Linked DNA regions of Homo sapiens: region 1 is linked to region 2. Evidence: read pairs that join two places in POLR2A ChIA-PET (ENCODE). Cell type or tissue: CD4-positive, alpha-beta T cell. All regions are shown on one strand. Each heading gives the region's core, and the rest is flanking DNA. Links, peaks and the distances in the headings are about the cores only.

Evidence for each region. Peaks named below come from ENCODE experiments on the same cell type or tissue, not always from the same donor. Only the 100,000 strongest peaks of a DNase experiment are listed, where the experiment ranks them.
Region 1: POLR2A ChIA-PET joins it to region 2 with 6 read pairs; 5 of 35 experiments call an interaction of 5 or more read pairs at or near these places.

What each region holds. Positions count from the first base shown.
Region 1 is chr17:19,514,075-19,519,453 of GRCh38, forward strand. No RefSeq gene overlaps it. Among named protein-coding and RNA genes, the nearest start is that of TRW-CCA2-1, 8.6 kb to the left of the region's middle. RefSeq lists an enhancer at 4,752-5,379. In CD4-positive, alpha-beta T cell, for the core only: a CTCF peak has its summit at 220; no DNase peak of the experiment used is centred there.
Region 2 is chr17:19,460,698-19,466,076 of GRCh38, forward strand. It overlaps LOC105371574 (a long non-coding RNA gene), which reads right to left and starts at 274. Exons shown (of 3, transcript NR_188341.1): 1 at 6-274. RefSeq lists enhancers at 1-23, 24-570, 2,211-2,756. In CD4-positive, alpha-beta T cell, for the core only: no CTCF peak of the experiment used is centred there; a DNase peak (open chromatin) is centred at 2,664; H3K4me3 peaks cover 427 bases; H3K27ac peaks cover 2,248 bases.

The sequences.
Region 1 (5,379 bases), core at 105-5,104, 53 kb after region 2:
ACCGGCAGAGGGCGCAAACGGCAAGCCCAGGAATCACAGGGACGTCACTGCGAACATCTTTTTCCTCCAACATAGAACTAATTAACTTTGTGCTTGGGTATTCTCTAAAATAATTTCTGGAAAACCATGTAACCCTTGTACATTTTCTAAGTGGGCATAAAACATTTTCACCATAATTAAAAATAGTTGCGAGGGCTGGCATATCGCAAATAGTAACATTTAAAAATAAAACGATTACATCATTGTTTTAAATATATCCAATGACATATACACAACACAATTTGATACTGTCACCCATTTTTTAAAAATACATGAACAAGTTCTTCCTTAACAGTCAGAATCATTCATCTTTCCTTTTTCTCTTCATATTTCCGTTCCTTCCCCCATCAATTTGTAATATACTTTTATGCTGAAAGTCTTTTATTTACCACTCTACCATGACTCTTGCCACAAAAATACAAATGTAAATTGAAAATTAAAATGTCTCATTTCCTGAGACCTTCAAAGGCTAAGTATTAACAATTTTTCTTTGGGATAGAATTATCACTATTTTAAAAAATATTTTTTGGCTCCCTCAAATCATGGGAACTATAATTAATATCAACACAGCATTGCTACAAACAACACAAATATATTACACATCTTGATAATGTATTATGAGGTTTTGAAGTTGTCAGACTGCCTCTTTGGCACCTGACAAGTGTTTCCACCTTGGAGCAATGTGAGGTACAATGTAGGTGAGAAGGTGTCTTTCTTTAGTGACAAATACACTGAGAAGAGAAAGGAGAAGGCAGTTTTAACCAGAAACTTGGGAATCTGGAACAGTAGTTGCTTTTTTTTTTTCTTTGAGATGGAGTCTCACTCTGTCGCCCAGGCTGGAGTGCAATGGCATGGTGGCATGATCTCGGCTCACTGCAGCCTCTGCCTGCTGGGTTCAAGCAATTCTTCTGCCCCAGCCTCTCGAGTAGCTGGAATTACAGGCACCTGCCATCGTGCGCAGATAATTTTTGTATTTTTGTAGAGACAGGGTTTCACCATGTTGGCCAGGCTGGTCTTGAACTCCTGACCTCAGGTGATCCACCTGCCTCTGCCTCCCAAAGTGCTGGGATTACAGTCATGAGCCTTAAAACTTTCCTTGTCACACACAGTATTCCCTTGTCACATACAGTATTGACTACTCCAGTTTGAAGATGCGGTCAAAACCTGCTATGGAGAGACTGGGAAAGCTGACCGAGCCAGTGGCCCACTGGAGGGACCACAGCAGAGCAGACGGAGCAATAACATTCCAGATGCTGGGGGAGGAGCACACCCCAAGGTCTTTGCATGGCCCCGGAGTGCTGGGCCAGATGTCACTCAGCCAAGTCAACCCAAAGGAAGCCTGGAGACCGAGTCACAGGTAGAATCTGTGCAAAGGGAGGAGTAGACATTTTAAAAAAGAAAAAGAAAAACGCAATTTTCCCAAATAGCTTTGTTACTTTTTGACAAGGAATAACAGAACACCCGTGAGTAGGTAGTTTTTCTGTTTAAAAAAAAAAATTTTTTTTGAGACATAGTTGCGCTCTCTCACCCAGGCTGGAATGCAGTGGCACCATCTTGGCTCACTGCAACCTCTGCCTCTCAGGTTCAAGCGACTCTCCTGCCTTAACCTCCCGAGGAGCTAGGATTACAGGCGCCCACCGCCACGCTAATTTTTGTATTTTTTAGTAGAGACGGAGTTTTGCCATGTTGCCCAGGCTAGTCTCAAATTCCTGACCTCAGGAGATCTGCCTGGCTCGGCCTCTCAAAGTGCTGGGCTTGAGCCACCACTCCCGGCCTGTTTTAAATGTTTTAACTTGGGTTAAAGTGTTTCTATTTTAAGTGTTACATATGTCTATAGTCTATTTAATTGCCTTACTTTGCAATAAGACACTGAAATAATTTATAGCTCTTTAAACTCCACTTTTAGGGGCTGGATACAGTGGCTCACGCCTATAATCCCAATGCCTTAGGAAGGCCAAGGTGGAGGGATCGCTTGAGGCCTGGAGTTCAAGCCTAGCCTGGCCAACATGGCAAGACTGCTACCCCCAACTATTATTATTCTGAGACAGGATATCTCTCTGTTACCGAGGATGGAATGCAGTGGTGCCGTCAGAGCTCACTGGGACCTTGAACTCCTGGGCTCAAGGAATCCTGATGCCTCAGCCTCCTGTCTGTCTGGGGCTACCAGCATGTCCACACCTGACTAATTTTTGTATTTTTTTGTAGCAATGGGGTCTCACTATGTTGGCCAGGCTGGTACGGACTACTGGCTTCAAGTGATCCTCCAGCCTCAGCCTCCCAAAGGGGTGAGATTATGGGTGTGAGCCACCCCACCTGGCCTAGTTATTTTTTAATTAAAATTATTATTTAAATAATATTTATTTTTATTAGTGGCTCCGGAGTGCAATCCCAGAAACTCAGAAGGCTGAGGAGGGAGGATTGCTTGAACCCAGGAGTTCAAGACCAGTCTATCAACATAATGAGACCCAGTCTCTACCAAAAATAAATAAATAAATAATTAGTCGGGAGTCTAAGTTCCAGCTACTTGGGAGACTGAGACGGGAGGATCGCTTGAACCCAAGAGATCGAGTCTACAGTGAGTGATGATCGCACCACTGCACCCCAGCCTGGGTGATAGAGTGAGATCCTGAACCAAAAAAAAAAAAAAAAAAAAAAATAGAGATAGTTTGTACTTGAATGCAACTTAAGTCCCCTACTTGTTGAAGACCGCCCATGATTGTCTGGTCTTAGACATTTTGAAATGGGATGAAATGTATGTGCCTTAGCAGAAAGAACAAGCTTTAAAGTTAGACATATTTACATTTAAATCCTGGTTTGACCAGTTGCTTTTACATAAGCCTTAGTTTTCTCACCTATGAAGAAATAAGAATAAGAGATAATAATGCCCATTGTGATTTTTTTTTTCTTTTTGGTGAGAATCAAATGAGAATGTGTTATAGGGCCTGGCAGTTAGGTGTTCAAAACTGGGGGTTATTCTTGTGGTGATGCTGAACAGGGCTGTCTTTATACTTCCATTGCTCTGAGGGCCAGGACTTCTGGGGCCAGCTCTTGCCCTAAATTCCTGTGTGACCTTGGGCAAGTCCCATTTTCCTCTGAGGCCCAGTGACCCCATGTGTCCAATGCAAGCTGGAGAGGCCTCCAGCTTTGACACTCTCGTGATAACTCTCTACAGCCTTGCTGCTTAGAAGGTGGGCCTCAGACCCGCAGCAGAGGAGGCCTGGGAGTAGCTGCAGACTCTCAGACCCCACCCAGACCTACCCCAGACTCTGAATCAGCACCTGAACAAGGTTTCCAGGTGATTCTCATGCACGTTGCGGCCGAAAAGATTCTGCCCAACTGTTCCGAATTAAACTGATTTGAAGTACCTTAGTTGACGAACCAAACCACCAGAATGATTGGGAATTTAGACATTTTGTTGACTCTAGGAATTAGGCATATCCTGACAGTTTAGAGACATTACTTTTCATTTCTGACTCCTCACATCTGAAAATATGGAATTTATTCATTCTGAATGTTTTATTTCTGGGGACAGCAGGTGCTCCCAGTGCATTTGCTGAATGAGTGATGAGCTGTGTATGGAGTTGGATATTCCTGTCTTTTGATTATCTGTTGTTAAATGATGACCTTTTGTTCCCACTCTGTTTCTGGAATCAGGCAGAAGTAATTTCCAGTCCCCTATCTGCCACTGATTAGCCATTCAGCTCCAGGCAAGTTACTTAAACCATTTGAACTGCAATTCACCCATCTGAAGAAAGCAAGTAATAACCCCCTCTAGGATCCTTGTCAGGATTATGAGGTAATGGCTGAAAACACTCAGCCCAGCCCTAGAATATGGCAGCTGTTAATGATATTACAAGAAGGAAATGTCATTACATCAAATAGTAGGTAATGGACAATGGTATTACATTATTATAGTTGTCATTGTTATTAATATCTTGGGGACAGATTCAAATGGAGCTATAGGACAAAAAGTGCTTCTGGGCATTCTCCCTCAGTGATCAGATGACACCCAGGTTCCTGGAAGATGGTTCCCTCCAAGGTCTTTGATATTACTTCTGGTCTGGTGTCACACTTGGTCCACAGTGGCCCCTCACAGGCATGACCAAGCAAACACTCTTCTCCAAAGATGGCTTACAATCTGAGAGTCCTTGTACTTCTTACAAACATAGTCCCTCAGATGACTCCAAGTGGCCTTTGTAGTTGCACAGAGCTTTCTGGACTGGAAAGATGGCGGACAGGATGTTCTCCTACTTTTTATTTTATTGATTGATTGATTGATTGATTGAGATGGAGTTTCGCTCTTGTTGCCCAGGCTAGAGTGCAATGGTGTGATCTCGGCTCACCGCAACCTCCTCCTCCCGGGTTCAAGTGATTATCCTGCCTCAGCCTCCCGAGTAGCTGGGATTACAGGCATGTGCCACTATGCCCAGCTAATTTTGTATTTTTAGTAGAGATGGGGTTTCTTCATGTTGGTCAGGCTGGTCTCGAACTCCCTACTGTCTCATGCATCCATGTGACGAGACCACCAAACAGGCTTTGTGTGAGCAACAAGACTGTTTACTTCACCTGGGTGCAGGAGGGCTGAGTCCGAAAAGAGAGTCAGCAAAGGGCGGTGGGATTATCATTAGTTCTTATAAGTTTTGGGATAGGCGGTAGAGTTAGGAGCAATGTTTCGTGGGCAGGAGGTGGATCTCACAAAGTACATTCTCAAGGGTGGGGAGAATTATAAAGAAGCTTCTTAAGAGTGGGGGAGATTACAAAGTACATTGATCAGTTAGGGTGGGGCAGAAACAAATCACAATGGTGGAATGTCATCAGTTAAGGCTATTTTCACTTCTTTTGTGGCTCTTCAGTTGCTTCAGGCCATCTGGATGTATACACGCAGGGCACAGGGGTTATGATGGCTTAGCTTAGGCTCAGAGGCCTGACACCTACGTCAGGTGATCTGCCACCTCGGCCTCCCAAAGTGCTGGGATTACAGGCTGAGCCACCATGCTTGGCCCTTATTTATTTATTTATTGAGACAGGGTCTCACTCTGTTGCCCAGGCTGGATTGCAGTGGCACAATCATGGCTTGTTGCTGCCTTGACCTCCCGAGCTCAAGCAATCCTCCTACCTCAGCCTCCTGAGTAGCTGGGACTAGAGGCTCATGACACCATGCCTGGCTAATTCTTAAATTTTTTTGTAGAGATGAGGTCTTACTATGTTGCCCAGGCTGGTCTCCAACTCCAGGGCTCAGCCTCCCATCCCATGATGCTGCCTGTTTCTTGAGTCCAGGGGTCATGTTTGATGGGGAACAGAATGACTTCAGCTAAGTCATCTCTGTCAAGACCTGGAGTA
Region 2 (5,379 bases), core at 157-5,156:
TTTACCATCACTGCAGAAACCACACTCAATGTGTAAGAGGCGGGGTCCAAGGCGGCAGACCTCTGCTGGACTTCTGTGATCCCTGCTACTTTCTGGCAGGGGCACACTGGGTTCAGAGACTTGTCCTACATTCAGTTGGCAGTGGGACCTTGGATAGGTCATCCTCTCTGAGCCCTAATAAATTCACCAATAAACTGGAAACATCTCCTGATTGGTCACGGGTGGAAGGTCAGTGGGATGGAGAAGGATGACTGTGGGCAGCTGGGAGTACTTCCCTAGAGGGAGCCAAGTGGGCAAGCAGCCCCAGCATGATGTCACAGATGGCCCATTGTGACTTATATTTAAAATTTATATTCAAAAGGGAAGCAGAGCATAAAAGTTTGGAAATTTTGCAGCTTGAGCATGTGGCAGAAAAAGTAAAAGCACTATCAGGGGAAGAATTAAAGCAGGCTGCAGAATAATCATTTGCTAGAGAAATTTGCATAACTGAAAGGGAGCCAAGTGCTAATTAACAGCCAAGACAATGGGAAAAGGGCCTCAAAGGCATTTCACAGACCTTTAAGGAAGCTCCTCCCATCACAGGTGCAGAGGCCTAGAAAGAAAGAATGGTTTTATGGGCCCAGCCTGAAGTGTGCCCTGTGCCACTTAGGGAGGCTCCAGCTCCAGCCATGGCTCAAAGGGCCCTAGGGACAGCTTGGGCCACAGCCACAGAGGGTGCAAGCCATAAGCCTTGGTGGCTTCCATGTGGTGTTAAGCTTGTAGGCTGGCAGAGTACAACAGTGAATGAGGCTTGGCAGCTTCCCCCTAGATTTCAGAGGATGTATGAGAAAGCCTGGGTGCCCAAGCAGAAACCTACAGCAGGGCTGGAGCCCTCAGAGAGAACCTCTACTAGCACAGTATTGCCCAGCCTCAGGTATTCCTTTATAGCAATGCAAGAATGGCCTAACACAACCAGAAAGCCTCAGGACCTTTGGCCAACAAGCGAATAGAAACTAGTGTGTGGGACAGAGCACCATGTGGCAAACACCTGAGTAGAAAGAGAAAACCTCCGAAGAGGTGGAATAGTGGAAATGTGGGGTTGGAGGCCCCACACACAAAATCCCCACTGGTGCACTGTTTAGTGGAGCTCTGGGAAGGGGGGCTAATGTCCTCCAGGCCCTGGAATGGTAGAGCCACTGGCAGCTTGTACCCTTGTGCCCAGAAAACTGTGACAGGAGCGACGGGAGCTGAACCTTGCAAAGCCACAGGGGCGGAGCTGCCCAAAGCCTTGGGAGTCCAGACCTCATGCCAGTGTCCCTGGATGTGGGACATGGAGTCAAAGGAGATTCTTTTAGAGTTTAAGTTTTTTTTGTTTTGTTTTTGTTTTTTGTTATTTTGAGACAGGGTCTTGTTCTGTTGTCCAGGCTGGAGTGCAATGGTGTGATCTTGGCTTACTGCAACCTCCACCTCCCAGGCTCGAACGATCCTCCCACCTCAGCCTTCTGAGTAGCTGGGACCACAGGTGCACACCACCATACCCAGATTATATATATATATGTATGTTTATATATATAATATATATGTGTATGTTTATACATTATATATAATATGTATAATATATGTGTGTGTATGTTTATATATAATATATAATATTAATATTATATGATATATTATATATATAATATTATATATATGTGTGTGTGTATATATATGTAGAGATGAAGTTTAGCTATGCTGTCCAGGCTGGTCTCAAACTCTCAAGCTCAAGTGATCCACCTGCCTCGGCCTCTCAAAGTGCTAGGATTACAGGCATGATCCACCATGCCCAGCCTGGAGCTTTAAGATTTAATGACTGCCCTACTGAGTTTCTGACTTAATTGGAGCCTGTAGCCCTTTCCTTTTGGCCAATTTCTCCCTTTTGGAACAGGAATGTTTACCCAATGCCCACTTCCCCATTGTATCTTAGAAGTAAATAACTTGTTTTGATTTTACAGGCTTATAGATGGAGGAAGGAAATGAGTCTCAGATGAAACTCTGGACCTGGACATGGGACTTTGTGTTAATGCTGGAATGAGTTAAGACTTTGGGAGACTATTGGGGCCAGGCATGGTGGCTCATGCCTGTAATCCCAGCACTTCGGGAGGCCAAGACAGGTGGATCACTTGAAGCCAGTTGGTCAGACCAGCCTGACCAACATGGTGATACCCCGCATCTACTAAAAATACAAAAATTAGCCAGACACGGTGGCGCATGCCTGTAATCCCAGCTACTCGGATTGCTGAGGCATGAGAATCACTTGAACCCAGGAGGCAGAGGTTGCAGTGAGCCAAGATAGTGCCACTGCACTCCGGCCTGGGCAACAGAGTGAGGCACTGTCTAAAAAAAAAAAAGACTTTGGGAGACTATTGGGAAGGCATGATTGTATTTTGCAATGTGAGAAGAATATAAGATTTGGAGGGGCCAGGGGCAGAATGATAGAGTTTGGATGTTTGTCCCTGCCCAAACCTCACGTTGAGATGTAATCCCCAATGTTGGAGGTGGGGCTTGGAGGGAGGTGCTTGGATCGTGGGAGCAGATTCTTCGTGGCTTGGTGCTGTCCTCGTGATAGTGAGTTCTGCTGAGGTCTGGTTGTTTAAGTGTGCAGCTTCACTGGTGCAATGCTTTCTCTGCTTCTGCTTTCCCCATGTGACATGCTGCTCTCACTTCCCCTTCCACCACAAGTAAAAGCTCTGACACCTCCCCAGAAGCTGAGCAAATGCTGGTGCCCTGCTTCCTGTACAGCCTGCAGAACCGTGAGCCACTTAAACCTCTTTTCTTTATATTAGGTTGGTGCAAAAGTAATTTGCAGCTTTTGCATTAAGAAAAAGTAGCAAAAACTGCAATTATGTTTGCACCAATCCAATAAATTGCCCAGCCTCAGGTATTCCTTTATAGAAATGCAAGAATGACCTAACACATCCAGAGAGCCTCAGGACACCTGGGCAACAGGGGAATAGAAGCCAGGGTGTGGGACAGAGCATTGTGTACTGAACACCTGAGTAGGAAGAGGAAACCTCCGCTGGGTGTGGTGGCTCATGCCTGTAATCCCAGCACTTTGGGAGGCTGAGGCAGGTGGATCACCTGAGGTTGGGAGTTTGAGACCAGCCTGGTCAACATGGTGAAAACCTGTCTCTACTAAAAATACAAAAATTAACCAAGCGTGGTGGCGCATGCCTGTAATCCCTGCTACTCGGGAGGTTGAGGCAGGAGAATCACTTGAACCCGGGAGGTGGAGGTTGTGGTGAGCCGAGATCATGCCATTGCACTCCAGCCTGGGCCACAAGAGCCAAACTCCATCTCAAAAAAAAAAGAAAAAAGAAAACCTCCAAGGAGGAACCCTGTAGAAAACTGCAATGTGACACGTGTTCACTGCACGTGGCACAAGCCGGAGAAGAAAATGTAAATAAAGCCTAGGAACAAAAACTCAGAGCCCTAATGAGTAAGTTTGGATTTGCAGGAGAGGGGAAAGACACGCTTGGCACTCACAGCCTCACTGAGTACATTTTCTCCACCTAAGTGAGTCCACATGTTAATTTACTCATCGGGGAGCAGCCAGCACAAAGCCTGTCCCCCCCAGTGATATGAACACCCTGGCCAGGCACATGCAGCCAGCAGTGCATCCTCACTGGGACCATATCCATGGCTCCTGTGCTCTGCGACTCTGCTCCTGCCTGGGTAAGGCTTCTGTCCCCACAAAGACCACCACTGTTCTGCTTTTCTCCCACTCTGGGTAAGTTTTGCCTATTCTGGAACCTCCTATTCATGGGCTCATACAATATGTTCTCCGTTGGGAACTATGTTCTTTTTGTGCAGCGTGAGGCTGTGTGTGCCAGCGGTGCTTTTATTGCTGAGCAGTGTTCCATTGTGTGCCTGACCACAGATTGCTTTTCATTCTGCTATTGGTGGAATCCTGGGATATTTCCAGTTTGGGGATACTATGAATGAAGCTGCTATGAACATCCTTATACGAATCTTCTGGTGAAGTCATCATAGAATTTGGAGACCAAGTTTTTGCCATCATTTATTCGGAGCCTAAAGGACCAGACGAAAAACCTGCCCAGGGTCACACAAGACTGAGAAGCCCAGTAAAGCACTCTCTGACGTCAGCGACTCAGGTCCTTTGGTCCTGTGCCTGGCTTGGACAGAGTCAGGCTTGTTCAACACTCTCTCCCCATCACCTCAGGTTCCCCATATCCCATTTACAACATCAGGATTAGCTCCCAGGCTTCTGTGGGGTGAAGAATGGGGACTGGTTTTCCTGTTTCACTTTTAGCCTGGGCTTAGGCTATGAGCAGGTCAGAAAGGGGCAATGAGGCTGGTTGCAGTGGCTCATGCCTGTAATCCCAGCACTTTGGGAGGCCAAGGCGGGTGGATCACCTGAGGTCAGGAGTTCAAGACCAGCCTGGCCAACATGGCAAAACCCCATTTCTACTAAAATACAAAAATTAGCTGGGGGTGGTGGTGCATCTCTCTAATCCCAGCTATTGGGAGGCTGAGGCAGGATTGCTTGAACCTGGGAGGCGGAGGTTTCAGTGAGCTGAGATCACGCCACTGCACTCCAGCCTGGGTGACAGAGCGAGACTTCATCTCAAAAAAAAAGTGGGGGGGGGGTGGCAAGGAGAGCAATGAGATCATATTTCCCATGTGCTGTGTGAACACTGGTGCTCTGTGAAAGGGCCACATACGCAAAGCAGCCCCAAACGCAGAAGGAGCTGAGAAACCAAAGAACAAGGCACACACATCCAGTGTGTCAGCAAAGGGTGGTTTATTTGGGGAATTTAAGGCAGAAGCATGGTCTTGGGTGACAGCAAGACAGGTGTCCACACTCCCAGACCCAGGGCTTGTACACCATGGAGAAAGTGTGCATTGCTCTACAGAGACAATGGCAGCAATCCAGAGCAGGCAGGAATGCTGTGCATCATAGCCTAGAATTTGTGTGATAACATCAGGGTTGACACGTTCTCACACTAAGGACAGGAAATTAAGTCCAGGCCCTTTCATGGAACACCAGTGTTCCATGGTGTTCCTGATTAAGTGTAGGAATCAGGAGGCATTCCTGGGACTGGAGCTAATCAGAGTCAACACGGCAGGTTTGCAGCCCAAATGGTCACTTTGTCTCTGCAGTTGGTGTCTCCCTTCCCTTCTGAGTCTCATTAACCCCATGTGCAAATGAAGGGGATTAAGGTCACTCTGGGGCTCATTCTGGGCCTAATGGTCTCTGAGGTTAACCATCCATGATGGGTAAAGTGAAGAGGGGTGTCTTTCCCCTCTGCTTGCTCCAGTCACTTGGCCCAGAGGCCCCCCTCCAAGTGAGCTCCAGGAGGGCTCCTGCATACTCCTCTCCCAGAACACAGCTCCAAG